2 separate regions of the Homo sapiens genome follow, and region 1 is linked to region 2. Evidence: read pairs that join two places in POLR2A ChIA-PET (ENCODE). Cell type or tissue: K562. All regions are shown on one strand. Links, peaks and the distances in the headings refer to the core of each region. The heading gives the core; the rest is flanking DNA.

What was found. ChIA-PET counts read pairs that join two places held together with the same protein. Peaks named below come from ENCODE experiments on the same cell type or tissue, not always from the same donor. Only the 100,000 strongest peaks of a DNase experiment are listed, where the experiment ranks them.
Region 1: POLR2A ChIA-PET joins it to region 2 with 5 read pairs; 2 of 35 experiments call an interaction of 5 or more read pairs at or near these places.

What each region holds. Positions count from the first base shown.
Region 1 is chr15:79,167,505-79,172,882 of GRCh38, reverse strand. No RefSeq gene overlaps it. Among named protein-coding and RNA genes, the nearest start is that of MIR184, 40 kb to the left of the region's middle. In K562, for the core only: a CTCF peak has its summit at 706; DNase peaks (open chromatin) are centred at 722, 2,452 and 3,803; H3K27me3 peaks cover 1,045 bases.
Region 2 is chr15:79,353,968-79,359,345 of GRCh38, reverse strand. It overlaps a transcript of TMED3 not described here. Among named protein-coding and RNA genes, the nearest start is that of TMED3, 46 kb to the right of the region's middle. In K562, for the core only: no CTCF peak of the experiment used is centred there; no DNase peak of the experiment used is centred there.

The sequences.
Region 1 (5,378 bases), core at 185-5,184, 190 kb after region 2:
CCACGGCAGTGCCTAGAGAGGGGCCACCTGCCAGTCCAGGGTGGTGTCAGGGGAAGCATAATCATCTCTGCCTTGCTCCAGAAGAAATTGCTGGGATGTCCCCAGGAGCCCAGCAGAGGGCTGGTAGAAGAGGGTGGGCGCTTTGGGGTCCAGAGCCAGATCTAATCCCAGAAGAGCCAGGCATGATGATCCAAACTGAAACAGGGGCTTCTAACCAGGGCCTAAAGCCTGTGAGAGTGCACATGGCACGGGACCTGGGAATCTGAGGTCCCTGTGATCCCAGGGAAGACTCAAGTCTGGGGCAGCCAGGGAGCTCAGCAAGGCAACAAGCAGGGCGATGGGATGAGAGGTTTGGGTCAGAAATGCAGCAGTCTGGTGTGACAGGCAGCCCCTTCAAGGAGTGGAGGAGAAAGAGTGGCAGCAACTGCCCCCTGCCAACCACTGACTAACCCTCTGGACACAACGTTCGTTCTGCACAAGGAGAGAAGGGTCAGCAGGGATGGGCCTGATGAGGAAGACCTTGTAACACCATGGATGTGGGGACCCTGCAGGGTCAGCATCTCCTTTGGGGTTGAAAAGGAGCATGGTTTTGGCCCAGTTCAGCTCTGGAGTCTGGAAAAGGGAAAGGCTCACCCAAGGTCACCCTGCAGGTAGGCAGCGGAGGCAGGAGCAGATGCCAGATCACATGGTGCCTCCACAGCCCCTGGTGGCCTCCCCTATAACAACACAGAATTGAGAGTGCTGTTTTTTCTCTCACACATGCGCAGCAGCATTCCTAAGCACCCACGTGCCCTGGGCTGCCCTGCGCAGAACGTTTTCCTGTCACATGGCTGGAGATTTGTCTTGTAATCATTACTATTAATTTTAACTTTGGAGGGCATCCAACATACTCAATCTCATGTAACGGAGCCCTCTTCTGATTCTGCAAGGTCTTCTGAATTCCCCTTTTGCAAATAAGGAAACTGAGGTTCAGATAGGCTAGGTAACTTACTCAAGGTCACACAACTAATTAGTGGCAGAGCCTGGATTCAGACCCTTTGCCGAAACCCTACCAGAGCGAGTCAGCATGTCCACACACTTTTACCCACCTCTGACAGTCTATGGCTGTCTGCTCCTCTCTGGCCCCCTCCTAGACATGTAGACAACCAGAGAACAGGCTTTCAATTTCTCCTTTTAAAATTTGCTCACCTTAGTCTTAAAAGACAAATGCCCTTATGCTGACCCAAGGGAAGGCTGAAAATCGCAGGAGGCCCCCTGCTAAAACGAATCAACACCGGCTAGACCTCCCTCAGGTTCAAGATGAGATCATCCCCTGAAACAGGAAGCATTGCCTCCCACCAGACCAGTCCTCGTGTTTTCTCTGGAACAGGGATGGGGGTGGCCAGCGCAGGGGTCTGCGTTGCAGAGCATCTTTCCCCAAGGGAGCTACAGATATTGCAGGTGCTTAAGTCTTCATGAAGCCTGCGTTCAGCCTGGCCTTCGCAAGGAGACAGGTCCACAGAGCCACAGTACAAATCTCATGCAGAGTGTACAATAACAAAAGAATGCCCCCCCTTCCAGAACTGAAACGTGCATGAACTAAGAGGATTCGTGTAAAGAACCCAGGTCAGAGGCTGTACCATCTCATCTGTGAAATGAGAAGAATAAACAAGAAAAACATTCACCTCCATGGGGAGTTTGAATAGACACATTAATCCCTGGGCATAGGTGCCCAGTACAGATTAGCCCAATTTAAACAAACAAAAAAAATGATGATGTTTCTTCTGCTAAAAAGTGTTTTTATCATTTGTCTCTTTACATTTTGAGATTTTATGTCTAATTCTAAAGCAATCCATATTATTTACCTTTTCTAAAAATTTTTAAACATAAAAACAAATTTTTAACATAAAATATGCTGAGCAGCATTCATTCAAACCAAAATTAAGCACCTTTGTAATCCCACCATTTTGTTTAGTCTATAAAGAAGTGAATGCTTCACCCCTCTCCCAACCCCTCTCCCCACTGGCAACAACTATTAACTCTCTTGTGGTTCCTTCCAGGTCTTTATCTCTGTTTAAATAAATACATGTTGACATATGCAATAGATAAATAATGATCAAAGGCATTCTAAGTATCTTCCTTATGTAAGAAAGAATAATAAGCATGTTAAATAAGAAGAAAAAATTATAATGTTTTAAAATATAAAAGATAGGGCACCCTATCAGTGGACTGACCCTGCACAGCTGCCTCCTGCCCTGTGCCCTGGGTCAGTGGGCAGCCAGGGCTGCAGGGAGTGGCTGTGACTCAGTCTGACCACTGACCCAGGCAGACAGGGGAATGCAGGCAGGAAATGTCAGGCGCCCATCAGGGGAATGGGGCTTATCGATGTGGCATCGGCACCTGCCTCTGGGGAGCTTCAAGAAGTGCTCTGCATGGAGCTGACAGGTCCATTAGTTGTCAGTTCTGGCCATATCTTACTGGACTGGCAATGCAGCCCACAGCCAGCTGGAAGACACGCCCAGATAACACGATCCTGCAGGGTGTAACAGGACATCGTGCCTTTGCTGGCAGTCATAATAAATACCAATTGCTGAGTAATGACAACACAGGGTGTTTTTGCTGGTATTCCTATTTAACCCCCTCACAACACTCCTGAAAGATAGCTTTGATTGACTCCACTTGTAAATGAGGAAACCGAGGCTCAGAGGAGTGAAGTTACCAGCCCAAGATCACAGGAGGAGGGAGAAAGCCCACATTTTCATCACATTCCCTATGGTCAGAGGAGCAGTTCATGGTCTCATACTCTTCATGTTACCCCACATGAAAGAAAATTTTCTCCCCACTTGACAGAGGAGGAAATTGAGACTGAGAGAAGTCAAAATCTGTATCCTTCCAATCAGAAAAGCCCTATTCTTCCCTTCTGGGGCCCAGCGTGGAGGTGGTGCTGGGAAATTCTGAGAAGGGCAGGTTGCATAACATCCTTGTTCTCCGCCAAAAGCTGCAAACACCCACTTACCCCATTCACGAATCTGGGCAATGAGTAGTGGGAGTCAGGGAAAGATATTTTAAAAAATTATCTTCAGTCAGGGAATTTCACAGTATAATTATATAGTGAGGACACCAAATTAGCAGAAAGAAGGGACTGCCAGATGCAGCAGCCACACACCACTGCCTACATCCCCATGTTCACAGCCGGCTCACAGCCTCTGGGGTGGGCTGGGGAACTCTCCCTCTAGATCCTAAATACACATGACTCTTTAACTGATAGAAAGATATCACTGGAAGACTCCACAAAGACCATCAACCCCAATCCCCTCACCTTACACTTAGGGAAACTGAGGTCCCATAAGAGAAGCTGTGTGTTTGAAGTCACTCCCTGATAGGCTCAGGACTAAGGGCCAGTCCCCTAGCTCCAGCCCCTGCCTCCAGACCCACCCAGCTCCTTGGAGCCAAGAGACAGAAATAAACCATGCTTGGGCTTTTAGAGTCCAAAATAAATGCATGTACAGCTCTTTGCATTGTTACCATGGTTATAGATAACAAGGGCTGTGGCAAAGCACAGCAAATTAGTTAATGATGAGAGAGAAACTTCCAACAGTGACACGTTCTGCATGAACAAACTGCTTTCCTGATTCAGTGGCAGGCTGGACCCCAGTGGCAGGGCAAGTGTCTGTGGTGAGCAGGAGAGTAATTACGGTGGAGGTGAGAGCAGGCATAGCATGTTATTCATGGCCTGTCTCCGCCTTCCCCCCTCCCTCTGTCACCAAACAGAATGTGAACAATGGAAGACTCACATGATCTGTTTCAGCCTTGCCTCCCAGGCTGTCAGGAGAGGCGGTGGTTGTGTTCCCTCTGAGACCCACAGGGAGGCAGCCGCTGGCTCTTGGCAGGATGGGAGGTTAGCACTTGAGCTCAGGAGTTCGAGACCAGCCTAGGCAACATAGTGAGACCCTATCACTACCAAAAATAATTTTAAAAATTAGCCTGGCATGGTAGCATGTGCCTGTATTCTCAGCTACTAAAGAGGCTGAGTTGGGAGGATTGCTTGAGTCCAGGAAGTTGAGGCTGCAGCAGTGAGCCATGATCATGTCTTTGCATTCCAGCCTAGCAGACAGAGCAAGTACCTGTCTCAAAATAACAACAGCAAAAAGGAATTTGGCAAGGCTAAACACTTAAGTCTTCCATAAGCCTTGCTTGATCACTCAGTGAATTTCCTCTTTGTCCTCAAGCTCCTGAGGCACCTGGCTCCAGTCCTTACCTGTGGTGGTTTGAAAAACTGGCTGCAGTTCTTCTCCCCATTATATCCACACCTCTTTGCAATGTGACTTTGCTGCTTCCCCCATGAAGAGAAAGAGTCCATTTCCCCTCCTCTTGACTCTGGACTGTCCTATTAACTCACTTTGACCAACAGGATGTGTGGCTGTGCTATAAGTACTGAGTTCTTTGTCTCTGACCCAGGAGTCTCATGTCTTCTGCCAGAATCTATGAAACAGTTACACACTAACCTATTAGCATATGAATAGGGTAAAAATCAAAACTCAGATCTAATACCAACCAGCCATGCTCTTGCCCTAAGACAATCGCAGTCTCTGTTCCCTCAGCATGGAATACATTTCCCTCACCAATCCACATGGCTTACTCTCTAACTTCCTTCAAATCTGCATTAGTCCTTCCTCTGAGAAGCAGATGCTGCAATGGATTAATCATGCAAGGCTTTTATTAGGGGAAATGCCTTGCAAAAGGAATTAGGGATGGAGCAGAGGAAGGCGGGGGTTGTAGTGGGATCATGGTACAAGTCTGACCCCAGGGGAAGGAGAAAAGAGAGAAGGTAGACTGGAAGCCTCCTCTAGTGCTGGGCAGGCTAGGAAAGTTTTGACAAAACCTTCAGGGAGTCCCTGAGCTAAAGTGTGCTGATGAGGAAGTCCCAAGTCTCCCAGGAGACATAGCCTTCATACAAAAGCAGCAATGAATTTCAAAATGAAATAGCCGTGGCCTTCTGTCAGTTATGCTCCCTGTAGTAGAAGGTCTCACAAGACACTTTATCATGGCCACCATAAGACCTCTGCTGAGATGCCCCAGTCTTCCCTGACCACTCCATATGAAAGACCAAGTCCCCCTCAGTGCCCTTTCATTCTTCCCTGCTTTATGCTTTTTAATTGCTCTTATCACCACTGATTATGTAATTACTTGCTTACTTGCCTCATGGCAGCAGAAATTTTTGTCTGTTTCGTTCTCTGCTATATCCTAGGACATTGAATAGTCTCTGGCACTCAAAATAAAAAATGGCTAAATGAATGAATGAACACATAAATGGATAAAATAAGAAATGTTTCCTGATAAGTGCTGAAGGGCCACTTTCAAACTGTATAAACCCCATGTTATAGGCTGAATATTTGTGT
Region 2 (5,378 bases), core at 79-5,078:
CAGGAGAATGGCTTGAACCTGGGAGGCGGAGGTTGCAGTGAGCTGAGATTGCGCCACTGCACTCCAGCCTGGGCAATAGAGCAAGACTCCGTCTCAAAAAAAAAAAAAAAAAAAACTGAGCCTTCTCCTTCAAATAAACTGTACCTCTCCTCTGGTATGCAAATAAGCACACAGTCCACTTTTGTTTTGAGTTGCAATTTTGTTCCTTCCAGCTACATAAGCCTCCTCACTTCCCTTGTCTTCCCCCGTGGGCAGAATCCAATTTGTCTGAGTGCCTCTCCTGGGATGGCCAGAGCTGTACTCCTGATAGATGAGGTGCTGCTGCACTCTCTCTTGTTCCAGCCACTGCACTCCCAGTAGATGCAGGTTTGGCATGCAAAAAGCCCCTTCCCATCCCCACTCCCTTTCTTAGTTATCCTCAGACTGATCCAGACTGGAGGAATCAGGAACCCTGTCCAGGCCACGGCTCTCCTGTCCCTGCTATCCACCACCCACTTATCTGAGAAGTTCACAGCAAACTTTTCCTTCAAGGAGCAAATAGGCCCAGCCATTTCACCCCAGGGAAAGCTGCATGGAAGCTGCCTGCTTTCTATGAAATTTCGTTTTAAGCATCAGGCAAATAAGAAAATGTTGGGGTCTTAGAAAGTATTTTTTCTTTGCTGAATATCCACTGATGGAAATACTGTTAACTGGAAGGCAGTGGTCAGAGGTCCTAGGGTGGACCCGTGATCTCCTTCGGGATGGGCCTGAGGGATGCTTCTGTTAACCTCCTAATCTTGAAGTTGGATCCTACAGATGGCTGTCACAAGAGACAGACTCCACCCCCACCATCCCCAGCTTCCATCCCAGCCAGGTACCAGTCACTCTCAACCTGCTCAGTCTAGACTGCAATCCACAGCCAAACATAATTTTCTTCTGTCAGCAGCATCCCTGAACCATTTGCCTAGACACACACAGTAGGGTTGTTGTCTGAAACCTCAGAAATAAAAAGTGAGCCATTTAAAGTTTTATGCTTTGAAGTGGCAAAATGATGTCACACTTGAAGGTGCTGGCCTCAAGTCCTGACCTTGCAGCTGTCTGCTTCTCCTGGCTGTTCACAGGGTTGTGAGACAGCAGGCCCCCAGAAAATTCCTCGGACACAGCCTCCTCCCAGCCTGGCTCTGCTCACTGCGCTATCCAGTGCCTTGGGCCTCTGATGGAAGACAACGAGTAGGACTGACCTCCATACTCTGGTCTTCCCCTCATGACATAAACAGGCATGCTTCAGTGGCCCATCCCGTTAGGGTCAACTTGCTGATTGCTGATTTATCTGATAAATGAACGTATGCTCACAGAGAAGCCGAGACGGGTACATTAATAGTGTGTTACATCTCCCAAGAAGGATGTTGATACAGAATTTTCAAACAGAGCAATTGGAGACTTAGACTCACAAGACCAAAGAATCCTAGGGTATGATGGCATGCAGGGACTTAAACAATGGTATAAACCAATGCATTAACTTCCCAGATGGGAAAGCTGAGGCTCAGAAAAGGGAAGTGAGTTTTTCAGTCCTTTGCAACTACTAAGAAGTACAGCCATGCTTCCTGATTTCCCAGCCAGTGTTCTTCCAACTGCCTTTGCAATCAACTGAAATCAGAGTGGACTCAATACACAGAGCGGAGGGCCGCCAGCTCCCTCTACAGTGGCCCAGACTCCAAATGCCCCCAGCACGGCAGTCCTCCCAGTAGGAGATGAGCCTACATTCACAGACAATAGGACCCCAAGGAGAAGGAGGTATAACACTAGTTCAAGAAGACGTGTTCTGCTTTAAAAAAAAAAAAAGTTTAAATTCTAAAATTAATAATGTAATAATGTGCTTGCTTTTTTTTTTTTTTTTTTTTTGAGGCAGGGTGGAGTGCAGTGGCACAATCACAGTTCACTGCAGCCTCAACCTCCCAGGCTTAAGCAATCCTACTGCCTCAGCGTCTCAAGTAGCTAGGACCACAGGCATGCACTGCCATGCTTGGCAATTTTTTTTTTTTCTGTAGAAATGGGAGTCTCACTATGTGGCCCAGGCTGGTCTTGAATTCCTGGGATCAAGCGATCCTCCCACCTCAGTTTCCCAAAATGCCAGGATTATACACACGAGCCACCATGCCCAGCCGTGTGCTTGTTTTTTTAAAATATGAAAGAGTATAACATAGAAAATGGATCCTCTTCTCCAGAAGTATTAGCTATTAAGCTGGTGTATCTTTTCAAATGCTCATACACATATAAACATATGCATATTTGTATATGTTTATATGTTTGTTCATAACTGTGTTTATGTGTATATTCTTTTTATTTTAAATGGGTTCATACTACACATTCTGTTTTTCAGTTTGCTTTCCCTTGTTTCCCGGAATAGATCAAGCACACTTGTCTATGTCTGCACATGTAAATGTCCCTCTTATTTTAATGCCTACATAATATTCCACAGTGTTGCATATCTTACCTTATTTAACTTACTGATGAATATTTGGATTGTTTTCAGTTTGGGGAGGTTATAAATAATGCTGCAGTGAATATCTCTACACAGATCTTAGAGCACTGCTGAGATGTGTGGGATAAATTCCTGAAAAGAAAAATGCAAGTTAAAGGGGATGAATGCTTTCAACTGAATTTTTTAGAGTGAGCTGCTCTGACCCCCTTGCGTAGACCTCCCCCATCCCCTGACACTCTCCATCCTTTTGCCCTGCTCTTTGGATCTCCATCACAGCACTGCACTCATCACCATCTGAGAGAGTGCATATGAATGTATGTGTTTGTTGTTCATTTTCTTCTTCTGGAAATTTCATGACAGCAGGGGCTTTGGCTGTCTTTTCACTACTGGAGCTGTTCACTGCTGCCATCCAGGTCCTAGGACAGTGTCTAGCATGTGGTAGGTGCCAAAGGAACATTCTTAAATTCATTTATTCTTCCATTCATTCACCAAATATATATTGAGCACCTTTTATGTGCCAACATTGTTCTAAACTCTGAGGATACAGCACTAAAGAAAACAGACACAAACCCCACCCTGTCGCTAAATGAATGAAAGGGGTTGTTCTAATGGGGGGACATTTGGGACTGGGGAACACTTTAAACTCTTCAAAGCACACAGCTTTTCCTCGCCAATCTAACAAAATCCTGTTGAACCACTTCATCCCTGCAGAAAGTGTCACGTGGACACATATTGATGCTGGGTCCAGAGGCAGTCTCTTCCATGTACTTTGCCACCCAGGACATGTGCTGGGAGCTGGGCAAACAGACAATCAGAATGTCCCATTAAGCTCAGTTCCCCCAACTAATGAGGACAAGCTGGACCAGAAGACTGTTATGTTGCTGACATCTCTGACATTTAGTTTATAATAATGATGTTTACTTGGGCTGAAACATCTAAAATTAAACCTCCCACTTAAAACTTAAACGGTAAATTACATTTTCTCGAACTTTCAGTCAATTCATCCATAAAAACTAGCTGTAATGTGGGCAGTAGATGCCACCCAGGAAACCACAAATGGAAAAGGCAATGGATGCGCTCAGAGAAAGGGAGGACAAGCCATTCAGTGGAGGGTCAGGCCGGCTCCTTGGAGCTTGGTTTCCTGATGGCTCACACCTGCTGGCGTGCTCACCCCAGATCCCGAGACTAGTCTGATCCAAGGGGTGAGGACTGGAGCCCCTTTTCCCACCCTCAAATCTGTCCTTTTGCTGAGGGTTGCAGTGTATTTGCCAAGCCAAGGATGGATGCTTAAAATTGTGAAGCCATGTCGGACAACTGGTTATTGTGGATGTCTGGCTTGAAATTGCAGCACCCCAGGACTGGAGCCCTGCTTTTGATAGCAAGCTGGTTTTCTGAGACTCTGGAAGTCTTCTTTCTGGCTGAGTCACTCCTTTGGGTGAGCTGGTGTGGCTTTCTTTCACATACAGTTCCTTCCCTCCAATCAGCCCAGCCACCTAACCTACGGGCTGGATCCACTGTTGCAAATGACCCTCCTGTGCTGGGCACTCCCACCACCTCCAGGTTTAGAAGTGAGTCTATAGGGCCCCTTCTGGCAGCTGTGATCATACAAGTGAGCTATGTTGTTTTTGGATACACACTGAATAACTCTACAGAGTGGGCTTTTTGGATGTCACAGCTGACTTCCTGGTCTAGTACACAGTGTTTTGGAGTTACTTAATTGGTGAATTGGTGTAATATCCTAGCTCATTTCAGAAGCATCTGGGGTTCTCAATAATGGGATATTAAGAGGAATAAAGGGCTTACTTCCTGTATTACTGGTACCAAGTGGGTATGTAAACCCAGTGGCAGGGATTGGCAAGGGTAGGCAAGACCTCTGATACTCAACTGATCCCCTCTCCTGATTCGTCCTGGCCTTTGCTGCTTAAATAAGAGAAATAACTCATAGAGGGCATTATGGGGCTAAGGTCATGCCTGATGATGCTTCTCCACCCCAACATCTTCACCCCAGAGAAAGATCAGAATCAAGCTAAAAACGGAATGGGGGGGCAGAGCTTGAAGGGGAACAGTTGAAATTTAGAGCTTGGGCCCCCACAGGGAATGACCCTATGTGGCTTCGGCCTCCTGGGATTGGCAGTATCTTTGCTCTGCTTCTATCTTGCTCCATGTGATGGGAGGGGTAAGATGGGCCTGAGGCTTCCTGCAAAGAGTCCCCTTTTTTCCTTAGTGAACCTTTCCTTGAATTTTTCTTTTTTTTTTTTTTTGCCTCTTCTATTCATTGGAGTGTTTTCACAGGGAGTCTGAACTTAGGCACAAGAGACCAAGAGTCCAAATTGTTTGCTCTTAGCAAAGGCTAAGAACCTGTTATCAGCAGACAGAATCCATAGAAGAAGACTACATGATCTGCACCACACAAGCCCAATGGCTGAGGGTTCTGGCTGCGGCAAAGCCTTGGGTGGTAAAGAAAGGAGAATTTCCTGAGCTTGTTCTCTGTGCAGAAAACTTCCCCCAGGATCTGTCTAGCTGAGGCTCACTGTACTTAAGGAAACTGTTGGTCAAGGACTTGGATGTTCTAGATTATGGCTCCTGGACATTTCTGTCTCCTCCTCTGCCCTCCATACTCCCCTCCTCACCCCACAGAGAACAGCCAAGCCTATAACTTTCATTTTCTGGAAAGAAATTAGTGACAAGAATACTGGGAACTTTGCATCAGGCAAAATGAAGTTTTACACATCCCTAGTTAATCTCAGAAACTACACACCTCAATTCTTCTTAAAATTTCAAAGAATACATCCCAACTACTCATGCAAAGTCCTTTTCCTGCAACTATGTTCTTTTCTTTAGGCTTGTGTGAGGGCAATGAAGGGTTCAGTCCACAATCTGTTGCATTTCAGTCCTGACTTTGTGATCCCAAACACAA